Linked DNA regions of Mus musculus: region 1 is linked to region 2. The links are chromatin loops, found by intact Hi-C in ENCODE. Cell type or tissue: gastrocnemius. All regions are shown on one strand.

Region 1 (8,000 bases), 99 kb before region 2:
CAACAGATCCTGAAGAAATCCAAAACACTATCAGATCCTTCTACAAAAGGCTATACTCAACAAAACTGGAGAACTTGGATGAAATGGAGAAGTTTCTAGACAGATACCAGGTACCAAAGTTGAATCAAGATCAGGTTAATGATCTAAACAGCCCCATATCCCCCAAAGAAATAGAAGCAGTCATTAATAGTCTCCCAATCAAAAAAAGCCCAGGACCAGATGGGTTTAGTGCAGAGTTCTATCAGACCTTCAAAGAAGATCTAATCCCAGTTCTTCACAAACTATTCCACAAAATAGAAACAGAAGGTACTCTACCCAACTCATTCTATGAAGCCACAATTACTCTGATACCTAAACCACAAAAAGACCCCACAAAGATAGAGAACTTCAGACCAATATCCCTTATGAATATTGATGCAAAAATCCTCAATAAAGTTCTTGCTAACCGAATCCAAGAACACATCAAAACAATCATCCATCCTGACCAAGTAGGTTTCATCCCAGGGATGCAGGGATGGTTCAATATACGGAAATCCATCAACGTAATCCAGTATATAAACAAACTCAAAGACAAAAACCACATGATCATCTCGTTAGATGCTGAGAAAGCATTTGACAAAATCCAACACCCATTCATGATAAAAGTCTTGGAAAGATCAGGAATTCAAGGCCCATACCTAAACATGATAAAAGCAATCTACAGCAAACCAGTAGCCAGCATCAAAGTAAATGGTGAGAAGCTTGAGGCAATCCCACTAAAATCAGGGACTACACAAGGCTGTCCACTCTCTCCCTACCTATTCAACATTGTACTTGAAGTCCTAGCCAGAGCAATTAGACAACAAAAGGAGATCAAGAGGATACAAATTGGAAAGGAAGAAGTCAAATTATCACTTTTTGCAGATGATATGATAGTATATATAAGTGACCCTAAAAATTCCACCAGAGAACTCCTAAGCCTGATAAACAGCTTCAGTGAAGTAGCTGGATATAAAATTAACTCAAACAAGTCAATGGCCTTTCTCTACACAAAGGACAAACAGGCTGAGAAAGAAATTAGGGAAACAACACCCTTCTCGATAGCCACAAATAATATAAAATACCTAGGCGTGACTCTAACTAAGGAAGTGAAAGATCTGTATGACAAGAACTTCATGTCTCTGAAGAAAGAAATTAAAGAAGATCTCAAAAGATGGAAAGATCTCCCATGCTCATGGATTGGCAGGATCAATATAGTAAAAATGGCTATCTTGCCAAAAGCAATCTACAGATTCAATGCAATCCCCATCAAAATTCCAACTCAATTCTTCAACGAATTAGAAAGGGCAATCGGCAGATTCATCTGGAATAACAAAAAACCTAGGATAGCAAAAACTCTTCTCAAGGATAAAAGAACCTCTGGTGGAATCACCATGCCCGACCTAAAGCTGTACTACAGAGCAATTGTGATAAAAACTGCATGGTACTGGTATAGTGACAGACAAGTAGACCAATGGAACAGAATTGAAGACCCAGAGATGAACCCACACACCTATGGTCACTTGATCTTTGACAAGGGAGCTAAAACCATCCAGTGGAAAAAAAGACAGCATTTTCAACAAATGGTGCTGGCACAACTGGCTGTTATCATGTAGAATATTGCGAATTGATCCCTTACTATCTCCTTGTACTAAGGTCAAATCTAAGTGGATTAAGGAACTCCACATAAAACCAGAGACACTGAAACTTATAGAGGAGAAAGTAGGGAAAAGCCTCGAAGATATGGGTACAGGGGAAAAATTCCTCAATAGAACAGCAATGGCTTGTGCTGTAAGATCGAGAATTGATAAATGGGACCTCATAAAATTGCAAAGCTTCTGCAAGGCAAAAGACACCGTCAATAAGACAAAAAGACCACCAACAGATTGGGAAAGGATCTTTACCTATCCCAAATCGAACAGGGGACTAATATCCAATATATATAAAGAACTCAAGAAGGTGGACTCCATAAAATCAAATAACCCCATTAAAAAATGGGGCTCAGAACTGAACAAAGAATTCTCACCCGAGGAATACCGAATGGCAGAGAAGCACCTGAAAAAATGTTCAACATCCTTAATCATCAGGGAAATGCAAATCAAAACAACCCTGAAATTCCACCTCACACCAGTCAGAATGGATAAGATGAAAAATTCAGGTGACAGCAGATGCTGGCGAGGATGTGAAAAAAGAGGAACACTCCTCCATTGTTGGTGGGATTGCAAGCTTGTACAACCACTCTGGAAACCAGTCTGGCGGTTTCTCAGAAAATTGGACATAGTACTACCAGAGTATCCAGCAATACCTCTCCTGGGCATATATCCAGAAGATGTCCCAACCGGTAAGAAGGACATATGCTCCACTATGTTCATAGCAGCCTTATTTATAATAGCCAGAAGCTGGAAAGAACCCAGATGCCCCTCAACAGAAGAATGGATACAGAAAATGTGGTACATTTACACAATGGAGTACTACTTAGCTATTAAAAAGAATGAATTTATGAAATTCCTAGGCAAATGGATGGACCTGGAGGGCATCATCCTGAGTGAGGTAACCTAATCATAAAGGAACTCTCACAATATATACTCACTGATAAGTGGATATTAGCCCAGAAACTTAGGATACCCAAGATATAAGATATAATTTGCTAAACACATTAAACTCAAGAGAACGAAGACCAAAGTGTGGACACTTTGCCCCTTCTTAGAATAGGAAACAAAACACCCATGGAAGGAGTTACAAAGACAAAGTTTGGAGCTGTGACGAAAGGATGGACCATCTAGAGACTGCCATATCCGGGGATCCATCCCATAATCAGCTTCCAAACGCTGACACCATTGCACACACTAGCAAGATTTTGCTGAAAGGACCCAGATATAGCTGTCTCTTTTGAGACTATGCCAGGACCTAACAAACACAGAAGTGGATGCTCACAGTCAGCTATTGGATGGATCACAGGGCCCCCAATGGAGGAGCTAGAGAAAGCACCCAAGGAACTAAAGGGAACTGCAACCCCATAGGTGGAACAACAATATGAACTAACCAGTACTCCGGAGCTCTTGACTCTAGCTGCATATGTATCAAAAGATGGCCTAATAGGCCATCACTTGAAAGAGAGGCCCATTGGACTTGCAAACTTTATATGCCCCAGTACAGGGGAATGCTAGGGCCAAAAAGGGGAAGTGGGTGGGTAGGGGAGTGGGGGGGGGGTGGGTATGGGGGACTTTTGGTATAGCATTGGAAATGTAAATGAGCTAAATACCTAATAAAAAATGGGGAAAAAAAAGAAAAATGTTAATACTGTGTGAGTTAACCTTCAACATCTTGTCAGTCCTTCCTGGAATGCTGTAGAGAAAGCTATTTATTCTGATTTGGTTTCTTTCCTAGAGCTATGGAGGTGGGCTCAGATCACACCTGCAGACAGAATATTTAGCCAGCAGTTTGTAGACTATTTACTGCTTTTACTCATCCTCTGTATTATGCTCCAGACGAGGCATCCATCACTCTTAGAGGCTAGCTAGCCAGAGATGCCTGGTGCCCTTAGGATGTAGCCATTGCTGTCTAATTTCATTGTTTATATGAGACTTTCATCAAGACTTGGTTCAAAGATGGGAGTTCAGGCATGGGTGAAACTGAGGAAGTGGTGAAAAGCAAGCTGCTTGTTTGTGGCAGTGTCACTAGAATCTCCTGAAATATCTCTCTCTCTCTCTCTCTCTCTCTCTCTCTCTCTCTCTCTCTCTGTGTGTGTGTGTGTGTGTGTGTGTGTGTGTGTGTGTGTGTGCAAAGCAGCATTACTCAAGATGTCATAGAATCTGGTTCTAGTTTTTTTATCTGTTCCCCTAACATTACTGAAGCAATACAAATGCTGAAGATATGCCTTTCTGCATCAGCCTAGGGCCTCTGTCCTGGTCTAACCCCACAACTTTGGTGTTGTCTCCTCATACTCTGTCCCGTGTAACTCATTGGCTCCTGTATCGACACAGTAATACCTCACTTCACTGTGCATTTAGCTGGGAATGTTCCCGCTGTGGTGACCAGAATAAAGTTGTTTATTAACATAAGAAAAAGAAACTATAGCCATTGTAACTTTCTATCCATGCTAAGGATGAGAAGGAGAGGGACAGCTCACTGTAATATTAATGGTAGCCAGCAGAGGGAGAGCTAGACTAGAATTACCCTGAAACCAGTGACTTGAATGGGCAATCGAGACTGAGAACCAAGGCCCTAAAGAATGGATTAAAAGCACATTGGAAACTTCTTAAAATTGCACAAATACCTTATTCCAACATGGGAAGGGCAGGGTGTTGGTGTTGGTGGAGGTTAGATGTGTACTGAGCACTCTAGCATCCATCTGTCACTAGTCCCAGTCACTGCTGCTTTCGTACCCAATCGTCTTGTACTGTGCTTTAGACTTTCATTCTCTGACTGTGACTTTAGTTAGAACAAGGAGCTAAAGGGATCTGCAGCCCTATAGGTGGAACAACAATATGAACTACCCAGTACTCCCCAGAGCTCGTGTCTCTAGCTGCATATGAATCAGAAGATGGCCTAGTCGACCATCAGTGGAAAGAAAGGCCCATTGGTTGTGCAAACTTTATATGCCTCCGTACAGGGGAATGCCAGGGCCAAGAAGTGGGAATGGGTGGGTGAGGGAGTGGGTGGGGAGCGTGTGGGGGACTTTTGGGATAGCATTGGAAATGTAAATGAAATAAATACCCCCCCCCCAAAAAAAAGAACATCAAGGACCCAGCACAGCATCCACATGTGTGCAACTGGGAGCACAACCTTGTCGGATCCTTAAAGGCATCTCAGAGTGCCTTCTCCTTGCTAGCTTGACAGAGACTAGAGTTACCAGAAGATGGGCCCCTGGACGTGTGTGTGTGTGTGTGTGTGTGTGTGTGTGTGTGTTACTTTATGTTAATTGGTGGTGCCATTCCCTGGCTGGCTCCAGACAGCAGAGGTGGAGAAAGGGAGGAGAGCAATGGCATGTGTCCATCCATTGCTTCCTGCTTCTTGACTGTAAATGCAATGTGACCCAGCTGTTTCAAGCTTTCTGTCACAAAACCTTCCCGGCAACAGAACTGGGACTGTAACACATAACTGTGAGCCAAAACAAATCCTCTCTCCTTTCAGTGTTGGGGGCTTTGAGTTATTTTGTTTGGGTTTGGTTTTTGGTTTTTGACAAGGTCTTGTTATGTATCCTGGGCTAGGCTGGACTCATTATATAGATCAGGCTGCCATGGGGTTCATCTGTCTCTACCTCTCAAGTCCTGGGAGTAAAGGCATGCACCACCATGCCTTGCCCTTGGTTTTCTTTTGCCTGGGCATCTTACCACAGGTGGTGGTTTGAATAGGAATGTCCCCATGAGCTCATGTGTTGAATGATTGGTCATTAGGGAGTGGTGCTAGTTGACAGGGATTAGGAGGTGTGGCCTTATTGGAGTAGGTGTGGCCTTATTAGAGGAAGTATGTCACTGGGGATGGGCTTTGAGGTTTCAGGGGCCCGAGCCAGGTCTTGTGGCTCTTTCTTCCTGCTGCCTTTGGATCTGGATGTAGAACTCTCAGCTCCCATGTTTGCTTATGTGTCATCATGCTTCCCCCCATGACAATAATGAAACTGTAAGCAAGAGCCAGTTAATGCTTTCTTTTACAAGAGTTGCCATCATCATGGTGTCTCTTTACAGCAATAAAACACTGACTAAACCAGATAGGTACATAGGGCTGTATTGTCTTAGCCCATACTTTATATATGTTTAAAATGTTCCATGATAAAATATACACATCCATGAAAACACACACTCAGGAGATGAAATTCAGTAATGAGGTCCTCTACAAAGCAATGAAAGCGCTGTCAAACTTTGTGAGATTAGATTTGCAAAGTTCTTGAAATCAACCAAAGTTATAGCAAGCTGATAGACACTCATTCAAAACAAACTAAAAACAAAAAACAAAAAACAAAAATCCTTGCTGAATCTCAGTAAAGGTCTAGACTTGTGACTTTATTTCTTGATCCATTTCTCTTCCCCATTCTCTATGGAAGCCTTAAAACCAAGATGTCATAGTAGTTACACCAGTGGTCAGGTTTTGGCACTCCAGAAAGCTTCCCAGATGGAAGAGTGCTTGCTTGTCACACGTAAAGCCCTGGGTTTCATTCCTAACACAGTGAAATAAGGGAGAGAGTAGGGAGGAGGGCAGTGTGGAAAGAAAGTTCCCTGTAGAATATTGTTATTGTTTGATCTAGAAAGATCCATTTCCTGAAGTTATCCTCATCTTGTCTGAGCTGAAGCTTTTTCTGCAGGGAAATCCTGTCCTTGGGATTTTTGCCAAAGCAGTCATCAGCAATTGTTCAGCCTGGGACAGTGATGTCACTTGCGCTAAGCAAGAGTCTGATAAAACTGTAAGATTTTGGAAATAAAATGTCTGAAATGAAAAGATCTAGCTTAATCCTGAGGATGGAGATATATCTGTACCTATGCTATGTCTGCATCTATATCATCTACCTATACCTATCTATGTAATCAATATCTACATCATCTATCTCTATATCATCTATAGATCTCTATCCTTATATCTGTATCATTCATCTATGGCTGTGTCATGTAAACATGAGGCGATGCTCACAGAAAATTAGAGCAATCCCTAATATTTCTCATCTGTCTGGTCTTGATGCCTTGCTCAATGGTGTCAGACAGTTACATTTCTCTTTATCCTTTCCTTTTGTTTCTCTGATGGGATTATCTCAATGGACTCTCTTCAAGGCCACTAATTATTTTTTCCACCATCTGTAATCCAAGGAGGACATGAAGGTTAAAGCAGAGTTATAGAACTATGAGTCTCTTAGCAAAAGGTGAGAAGACTTACTATTATTTATGGTGGTTTAGATGGGAATGGCCCCTAATGCTTATATATTTGAATTGTCTGGTTTCCAGTTGGCAGAACTATTTGAGAAGGATTAGGAGGTGTGGCTAACATAGAGGAAACATGCCACTGGAGGTGGGCTTTGAGGTTTCAAAAGTTCATGTCAGGCCCGGTCTCTCTCCCCTCACCTCTTCCTCTCCCTCTCCCTGCTCCTCTCTACACACACACACACACACACACACATACACACACACACCCCTCATGGTTATAGATTAGATGGAAATTTTCAACTGCTGCTCCAGTGCCATGCCTGCCTGCTGCCAGGCTCCAGCCATGATGGTCAGGGACTAACTCTCTGAAACTGTAACCAAGTTCCCAATGAAATGCTTTCTTTCATAAGTTGCCTTGGTCATGGTGTCTCTTCACAGCAATAGCACAGTAACTAAGATACTATTCAAAGAGTGTAAGAAAATACGTGATCAGTAGCTGACCACTAGGTCATCGGAGCAGAAATAAAAATTGCACACTCAAAAAAATATATAAATCTGATTATATGGAATGTCTTTTGATCTTTTGATAAAAATTATAAAACTCTCTACCCCAAAAGGCTTTACATGTGTAGCTGCTGTGTCAGTGTGCATCAATAGGTGGCAGAGAGGAGAGAGGCTGTGTCCTAACCTATGAACAATTGAATAAAAGAAGCAAGTGGTAGAGAAGTGGAAGAAAAAAAAGAGAAATAGAGGATGTGGTCACAATGAAGAGAGTCAGAACTGGAGACTCAGAAGTAGTGAGGAACAGCCTGATGTGAGTAGCTGTTGATGCCGCCTGAGACCATGGTGGGGTCCTGGCCTGTGATGTCACTGGGGACTATGTCTGGGTCTGTGGCCCTACAGCATCAGGAGTCTGTTACAACCAAAGGCCTGGCAGACATGCCTGGTCTGGGCAGCCACTCTGGGACATCTTGATGTCTGAGAGAGCTGTGCAGAACTGGACTCACCCCTTGCCTGGGAGTTATGGGAGAGCTGGCCCTGGGGATGTGAGAGCACAAGAGCTGACCCTGCCCCTAGCCAGCTGAAGTACTCAGGAAAGAAGCCCCTGCACGTTGCCCAGGAAGCACAGTAGAC
Region 2 (8,000 bases):
CAAGCGTGGGCTTACACACACACACACACACACACACACACTCAGGTGCATGCCAGCTAATTTTGATATGCCTTGACTAGTTCAATGGCTAAGCACTTCTAAACCTCCCCAAAGCTAGCAAACACCCCCCTCTGGTATTCCTGAGTTAGCATCTTTTAAAATCTATATTTCCCCTCAGCTACCCCAGACCCTAGGGGCCACTTTCCCAGATTCTTACATGCCAGTGGGACTTTAAGTTTCATCTTTCTGCTTCCCCATCGTGGTGATTCTCTGTCTCTCCTCTCTCTTCCCTGGCCCACGAAATCTAAAAGTCCTGCCTCTGTCTCCCTGCCCAGCCATTGGCTGTACAGCAATTCTTTATTACCAATCAAAGCCAGCTGGGGGCAGGGTCCCTCAGGACTAGAGCGTGGCTTTGGGGACCAAACTAAGACAAAGCATTGAAACCAATTCCCAACTATTGTAATTCTGTTTATTTAATGTGAAATGGTGTTCACACAAAAATCTGTATGTGGATGCTTACAGCAGCTTTATTCATAATAACTCTCAACTAGAATAACAATTTACATGTCTGTCCTTCAAGTATTTAAGTATGTGGTAAGTACATAAACTACTTGTAGTGTACCCACACTGTGGAATACTACTCAGTCTTGAAAAGGAACTATTGACATCAATAACACCCGAAAGAATGCTATAGAATTATGTTAATTTTTATTTTAAAAGGTAGTCTTAGAGCTGAGGCTGTCATTTAGTTGACAGAGTACTTACCTAGCATGCACAAATCCCTGTGTCTCTAGCCCTGCATAAGCTGGATGTGGTGATACATGCTTGTAATCCTAGCATTTGGAAAATGGCAGCTACATGGTCATGGCTACATATCGAGTTCAAGGCCACCTGGAGGATTTGAGAGCCTACCTAAAACAATTCTAAAGGCTTTATGATACCATTTAAAACAGTCTTAAGATGAAAAAATAACAGGGATGGAAACAGATTCCAGTTGCCCAGCATCTATGACACAGTGGGAGGAGTGTGTGTGGCTATAGAGGAGGCTCCTAGGACTATTCTGTCATGACCACATCAAACAGAAATCTTAGCTGTAATATGGGCCTACAGCATTAAGATGTTACCACTGAGCCAAGCCATGTACAGGATACAGGGGATCTCCCTGTACTGTTTGGTTTGGTTTGGTTTGGTTTGGTTTGGTTTGGTTTGGTTTGGTTTGGTTTGGTTTGGTTTGGTTTGGTTTGAGCTACATGTGAATATACTGTCATTTCAAAACAACAATCTTACTTTTAAAAAGTAATTGGGATTTATTTTACTGCCCAGCATGATCTATCCTCAAGAATGTCCCATGTGTGTTTTTGAAGGACGTGTGTAGCACTGTGGTTTTGACTACAGTTTTGACAGATCAACACACTCATAATAACTGAAGTCTATGTCTGCTAAATCTAAAATCTTGAGCCACTAAAAGACTTGTGTATTGATTGCTGCCGATCGGTTTTCTGTTGCTCTGACAAAGATGCCCGAGATGATAACTTATATAGGCAAGCGTATAATTGAAGAGAGCCAGTAAATCCCACATCCTTTGCTAGGTCTCAAGAACACGTTAAAAGCTCAGGCTGTTTCCAAGCTGACATCATCCTTCCTTCTTACTTTCAAGACCTCACATTACTGAAGGAGGAGTAGCCAACTGGTATACCAAGAGACTCAAGGCTGCTCACAGCCTTATCGAGCTCTCTGGGCTAAAGAATGCATCCCTGCAGTAGAGCTGGATGAAGCTCCCTTTATCCCCAGTATATACAAGCATTTCTTTGGCTTTCATCTTCCAGCTCTTTGAGATTGCTGACTGGTCTATCTAGTTGTCCCAGCTAGTATGGAAACCTTAGGCTAGCTGTGACACGGGCTTCTCTAGTTTTATCTTACCAGCCTTGAACATGCCATGTGCTGTGTGTCCTGTTCTCCTCACAGCCGATGCTCAGTCTACAGAAGAGACCTCAGTTCTAGCCCAAGCCACCCTTCATTTTCATTGTTTTTACTAAAGTCAAACAGGAATCCTTAAATGGATGCTCCCCAGTCTAGTATGTGGAATGTAGGTCAATGCCCCCTCAAGTTGTTTTGCAGTCACAACCCAAGCAACTCACTGCAAAAATATCACCAGATGATGATGCTCTTGACCTGTGTATACTCATTTTTAAATCTGTCTAGAACTATTCATTAGTAAACTCCAACGCTGCTTCAATTTGTTTCAGAAGTTGAAGACATTTACTGCCCTAACCTCCAAAGCGCAGACATGCAGCACAGTGGGCTGCCCCGTGGTTATTTGCCCTGGTGACTGTGCCGCTGATGGAGGCTGAGAGCTGCTGTCAACACTTCACACACTAGACTAGGAGCAGGTCAAAATTTGAAATCCAAAGAGTCATTTTTACCAAACACACAGTTTTTATACAATAGAAAAAAAAAAAATTCCAAAGCTCCTAGGTCAATCTATTTTAAGATGAAAACCCTATATCTACCCAAAACTGAATCTCAGAATTGTCCCTATCCCAACTAAATACAAATGGAAACTCTGTTCTTCCATCTGCTAAGGTGAAAAGCCTTGAGTTTTTACTGTCCCTATTTTTTCTTCACCTCAATAATTCCAACCGCAAATTCTAATCACAGACAAGCAGACCCTGCTCACATCATCACCACCTCCACGGGGACCCATACCATCATCTTGCTAGGAATTTTGCAGGGACCTTGTCAATGGACCTTCCTGTGTCTCTCAGCCTCCCCAATCCCTTCTTAGGACACTCTATCTCACAGGTACCCATCCCACTCCCAGTGAAAGCAAGTGCCACTCTTGGTTCCCTGGCTCCTCTGACTTCAGCTGTGGTTCTCATTTTACTCCTGCATCAGCCATGTGTCCTCGGGACACAGGAGCTATGTGGTGATTCGTTAGTAAGAAATAGCACCAGCGAAGAGCGAAAGTGCAGATTTCTAGAGCAGCTATTATGTCTATGGCTGAGACAGTGTCCAAGGAAGGGCATATTCCCCTGTCCACCATCACCACCAAGCCTGAGAGCCAGGCCAGGCTGGACAAGGAGGCTGTGGCTCAGTATAGAAGCCACTGGGCATCTCATTATCAGAACTTGCTACACATCTGCCAGAGGAAAGCACTACTGAGGAACCTCCTCCCTCAGACCCCATGACACCACCCCCCCAAGTGTGCCAGAGGAAGCTGCCTAGTGCCAGTGCCCGCTGTGCATCACAAAAGCCCCTTTTCCTGCCAAGTTTTGGTGTCAGAGAAATCACCCAGGCTGCAAAGGGACAGTCTCTTCTGACAATGTCTCTCCAGCACCCTCTACTGACAAACCTAAACAACTGTCTTGAGAAGAAAAAAGGGGAGAGTGGATTTGGAGCTGACAGGAAACCTTCCAGCTGTTTTATACAGCAAGACCAGCACCTCTGTATTGAGTGAAAGCTCTCTAGCTTCCTACAGGCACCTGTTCATCTTGTTTCCAGTCGACTATAATGAAGCAGAACGGTATCCCAGACAGTCCATCTCCTCCAGTGATTACCATTACTCAGCATCGCTCATTTGCATATCCGTTCACTTTCCACTAAAATGCAGGCTCCTCCGGGACAGGAGCTTGTTCTGTTCTGTTCGTTCTTGTGGACCCAGCAGAGTTGCCTAGAAACGAATGGTGTCTAGCACACAGTAGGTGCTCAATAAATATACATGCACTGCTTTACATTAGGAGCACATAGCAAGAGCGGACAAATACCAGCCACTATCATCTGGACAGCAACACACTTCCCATGATGGCACTCCTCTTTAGATTGCCCCCAAGATCTCTTGGCTCTTCAATCCCTTTAGGGCTTATGTACACACAGAAATTTATTCATGTCAGAAATATGCAGCACTCAGGATGCTGAGACAGGAAGATGAGCTTGAGGCTACCCTGAAACCAACTCTCCCCACCCCACCCCACCCCCGCTCCCTCCCCTCCTCCTTCCTCCTCCCCCTCCCCTTCTCCCACTCCCTCCCCCCTACACACACACACAAGGGGAACCGGGACTCAGATCAAGAATAAAGCATCACCAGCCCCCTGCAAGTGCTGTGTCAAGTTATCCAGTCCGGCTCCTCCGTCACAGAAGTTAGTTCTTATACATTGTTCATATGTTTTGACTTTGAACTTTGACATTTGTTACTTGACAACTTGTAGAGAAGATTCAAACTGCCATGTGTTGCTGCAGACCCACGGTGTAAGATGCTCCACTGTACAAATATACAAGTTGTCTAATTTAATGTTGATATGTATTTAGGTAGTGTCCAATTTATGAATACGGCTTTGCATGTATTCTCATGTCTGTCTTTTTGAGACTATGTCAACATTTTTCTATCAGGCATATATTTTAGTATGAAAATGCTAAATCATAGAATATGTGTATGCTCAACTTTACTAAAAAATCCCCCACCTAAAACTGACTCTCAGTCTGTTAGTCCAACCCACTCTGTAAGTAAAGCTTAGAGCCCTTAGTAAGGAATTCTGGCAATGCACTTGTTTCTCTTTTGATGCCCAGCTAAACATTGGTTTATTAAACAGAAAGAAAGATATAACATACACAAGAGTAAACAACTCCATAGCTAAGTCTAAAGCTACAGATCTGACTCCTAAAGCAAGGGAAAAAGTGTTATAAGGAAAGTGGAGGGGAAAAAAAGACGAAGAGAGAAATGGAGACAGACACAAACTCCAAGTCCTGGCATCCAGGCCCACACTCGAGGTCCAAGTCTTCTTCACAGAGTGGTGCAATGCTGCCTCCTGGTGGATCTGGACTTTCCAAGTTCATCATTTTAAATGCATCTGATTCTCAAAACTTGGTAATGTACATATTTAAAAGGCTCCAAATGATATTCAGTGTAAATTTCCCCTTTCATTTTGTTCCTCTCAAAGCAGGCTCTTCCCATAAGCAACTCATTCCTGAGATAGATTACTGGTAGGTGCGCCTGGACTCAGCAATTTCCTTACTTCTAACACCAGACTTTAAATCAGAAATACTGCTAATAATTTGGAAAATCCAAAGAAAAGTATTTCCATATACTCTAAGTCATGACTACCTGATTTGTGGTTATTAAAAAGAAATCAAGAATATGAATTTCCCAAAGTGTTCCCACTCCTGGTCTACATTTTAATTATCAAGAAAGTTGATTAAAGTTAATTTCCTTGAAAGTGAGTCCATTTGCCCTGTTACATGTTAGACACAACTGACAGTTTACTAGGTCCTCCTTAGAGGACCAGTGGCAATCATTATAAAGACTCGTCAGCATAGGTGATTATCTCCGCAAACCTTTCCTCAACACAATCGATGACATTAACTTCACAGTGCAAAAGAGAAACAATACATATATAATTTTGCATACCAACTGCCATAGTAGACTTTTTCCTTGATAACTGCCAATTCTAAGGAGGACCTAGTAAACTGTCAGTTGTGTCTAACAATGTAACAGGGCAAATGGACTCACTTTCAAGGAAATTAACTTTAATCAACTTTCTTGATAATTAAAATGTTTACATCCTTTGACTCAAATTCCATTTAATTAGCTAAAGCCATCTCATTGTTAGTGAAAAAAAAATAAGTTAACTGTCCAGTCACAGAGAACTGGTTAATAGTGGTACTTCACTCATCATGTTTATATATAAAGATCTGAGATGTTTTTGACAGCGCAAGCCTGTAATTCCAGCTACTCGGGAATTGGCAAGTGGGGACTAAACTTAAGGTCTGTCTGAATTTAAGTAAATTTAAAGCTAAAGTGGGCAACTTAGACACCGTCTCAAAATAAAGAGGGCTGAGGACATGGCTTCGGCAGTAGAGCAATTACCAACCATGGCCAAGGTCTTCAGGTTCAATCTCCAAGACTGCAACAAAGAGAAGCTCTTTCTGGGCTGCTAAGATGGTTCAACAGGTAAAAGTGCTGGCCAGATGACCCTTTAAGACCAAGGAATGAAACAACCCCCACAAGTTGTTCTCTGACCTCCATGTGCACACCACGGTTCACACTTTCACATATACACACTACATTTAATTTTAAATAATTAAAGGCTAGGCTAAAGACACGGTGCAGCGTTAACAGCACTGGCTGCTCCTGCAAAGGAGTTAGGCTCTGTTCCTAACATCGACAGTGACTCACAAAGGGATATGGCACCTGGTCTGGCCTCTGGAGAAACTGGGCAGGGAGAGTATACTTAGTAACATACACCCGCCAAGATACTCCCACATAAATTATCTTAATATAACCTCTGGAGAAACTGGGCAGGGAGAGTATACTTAGGAACATACACCCGCCAAGATACTCCCACATAAATTATCTTAATATAAAAAAAAATATTTTTGAGTATATAAAAACACAACAAAAAGGAACGAACACCCAGAGAAGTGGCAAGCACTGGATGCTGGGACTCCATTTTCCTTCAAGTCACTGGTTTTGCAAATATTTTTCCCTTCATCCTTTGGTACACTAAATTTCACAATTCTGATGAAGTCCCTGGCAACTTTTGTTGTTGTTGTTGTTGCTTACGCTTTCAGTGTCAAACCTAAAAACCCACCATCATAAATAGTGAATAATGGTTTGTATTCCTTATACTCAGTCTATCTTTTTACCTTTTCTAGATTGTCGAGTGAGGAGAATGGAGTGCAGTAGAGGTCTGTGGTCATTCCTGTCTCAACATTACCTGTTTGAGATGCTTTTTTTAATTACCTTCAAGCTTACCTCCATAGTCCAGGGCGTCTCTCAATTCCCATCTCTATTCAGCCCATGCCTAGATGCAGCTATTGTACTCTACCACAGCTTTGACAGCTACCTAGACCTTAAACATCTTACTTTGAAAATTGTGGCTGTTCAAGACTCCCTGTGGTACACAAAATTAGCATGTTTCTTTTAACTATTCCACTAGACTTAGGAGAATCAAACTCACTTAAGTGGTATAACTCGCTTAATAATCATGTTCCAACCCATCTTTCCTCATTTCCTTTCACAATTTTTCATTTTCAGAAACCTTAGACCTCTTTGATGCCTATTCTTCTGGTTGCTATCTGTGATCACTAACCTTAGTTGTCAACTTGACTAAATTTACAATTAACTAAAAACTGGGTGCACCTGAGGCATTTTTTTTCTTAATAAAATCACTTGACCTGGGAAGACCCACTTTTAATCCAGATCTTTTGAGGTGGAAAGATCCATCTGTAATCTGGGCCTTCTGCTGACAACCTATATAAAGCACATGAAAAACAGAAACTTGCCCTTTGCCTTCTTACTCTTGCTGGCAAGAGAGCCACTTCCTTGGGATTGTGGTGAATACTGAAAACAGACATCCAGCCTTGTGGACTAAACTACTGGATTCTTGGACTTTCTATGGATAGACAGCCGTTGTTGGAGCAGTTGGACAACAGTCTATAAGCCAATCTAATAAACCCCTTCTATAATTCATTTTGTAAGCTCTGTTCTAGAGAACTCAATTCACTATCCCAACTATTAGTTTCCTTTCCAGACTGACACTGGTATAAACTTGTATCCATTTCTACCCTACAACTTTGCTCAATGTGTTCACTCACTGGCTGCCTATGGACTTGCACCTTCCTGGACACACAATCCTATCATCTGCAGTTCCTTACTCTCCTAGCCACACGTCTTCTTCCCACTGCCCTAACTACAGCTTCCAGCACCCAGTGAACAGCCACAGCAGCAGCTTCATGTTGGCTGTGCAGCCACTCCCCACCCTGACAGTGCAGGGAATCAAATCTAGCTTTGCACATATTGGACAAACATTCCATCATTAAGCCACATCCCCCAGCCTTAGCTGAGGGATTTTTATTATTCAGAATTTCCTTCTGTTCCCAGTTTGATCATGAAAGGATAATGGGACTGATCACTGACTCTTCACCCCTGCTAATGTGACTTCAGAACTACCACTGCATGCCAAGAAACCAAACACCTCCATGGTTCACCACTAGTCTTGATGCAC

The links. Peaks named below come from ENCODE experiments on the same cell type or tissue, not always from the same donor. Only the 100,000 strongest peaks of a DNase experiment are listed, where the experiment ranks them.
Region 1: it touches region 2 in a loop (7-fold over the local background); 18 of 42 quality-filtered maps call a loop at or near these places.

Annotation. Positions count from the first base shown.
Region 1 is chr2:130,064,254-130,072,253 of GRCm38, forward strand. It overlaps the pseudogene Gm22424. Among named protein-coding and RNA genes, the nearest start is that of Gm24665, 18 kb to the right of the region's middle. In gastrocnemius, a CTCF peak has its summit at 4,164 (motif pointing right); a DNase peak (open chromatin) is centred at 4,173.
Region 2 is chr2:130,163,272-130,171,271 of GRCm38, forward strand. No RefSeq gene overlaps it. Among named protein-coding and RNA genes, the nearest start is that of Snrpb, 12 kb to the right of the region's middle. In gastrocnemius, CTCF peaks have their summits at 3,358 (motif pointing left) and 4,804 (motif pointing left); DNase peaks (open chromatin) are centred at 3,226 and 4,787; H3K27ac peaks cover 459 bases.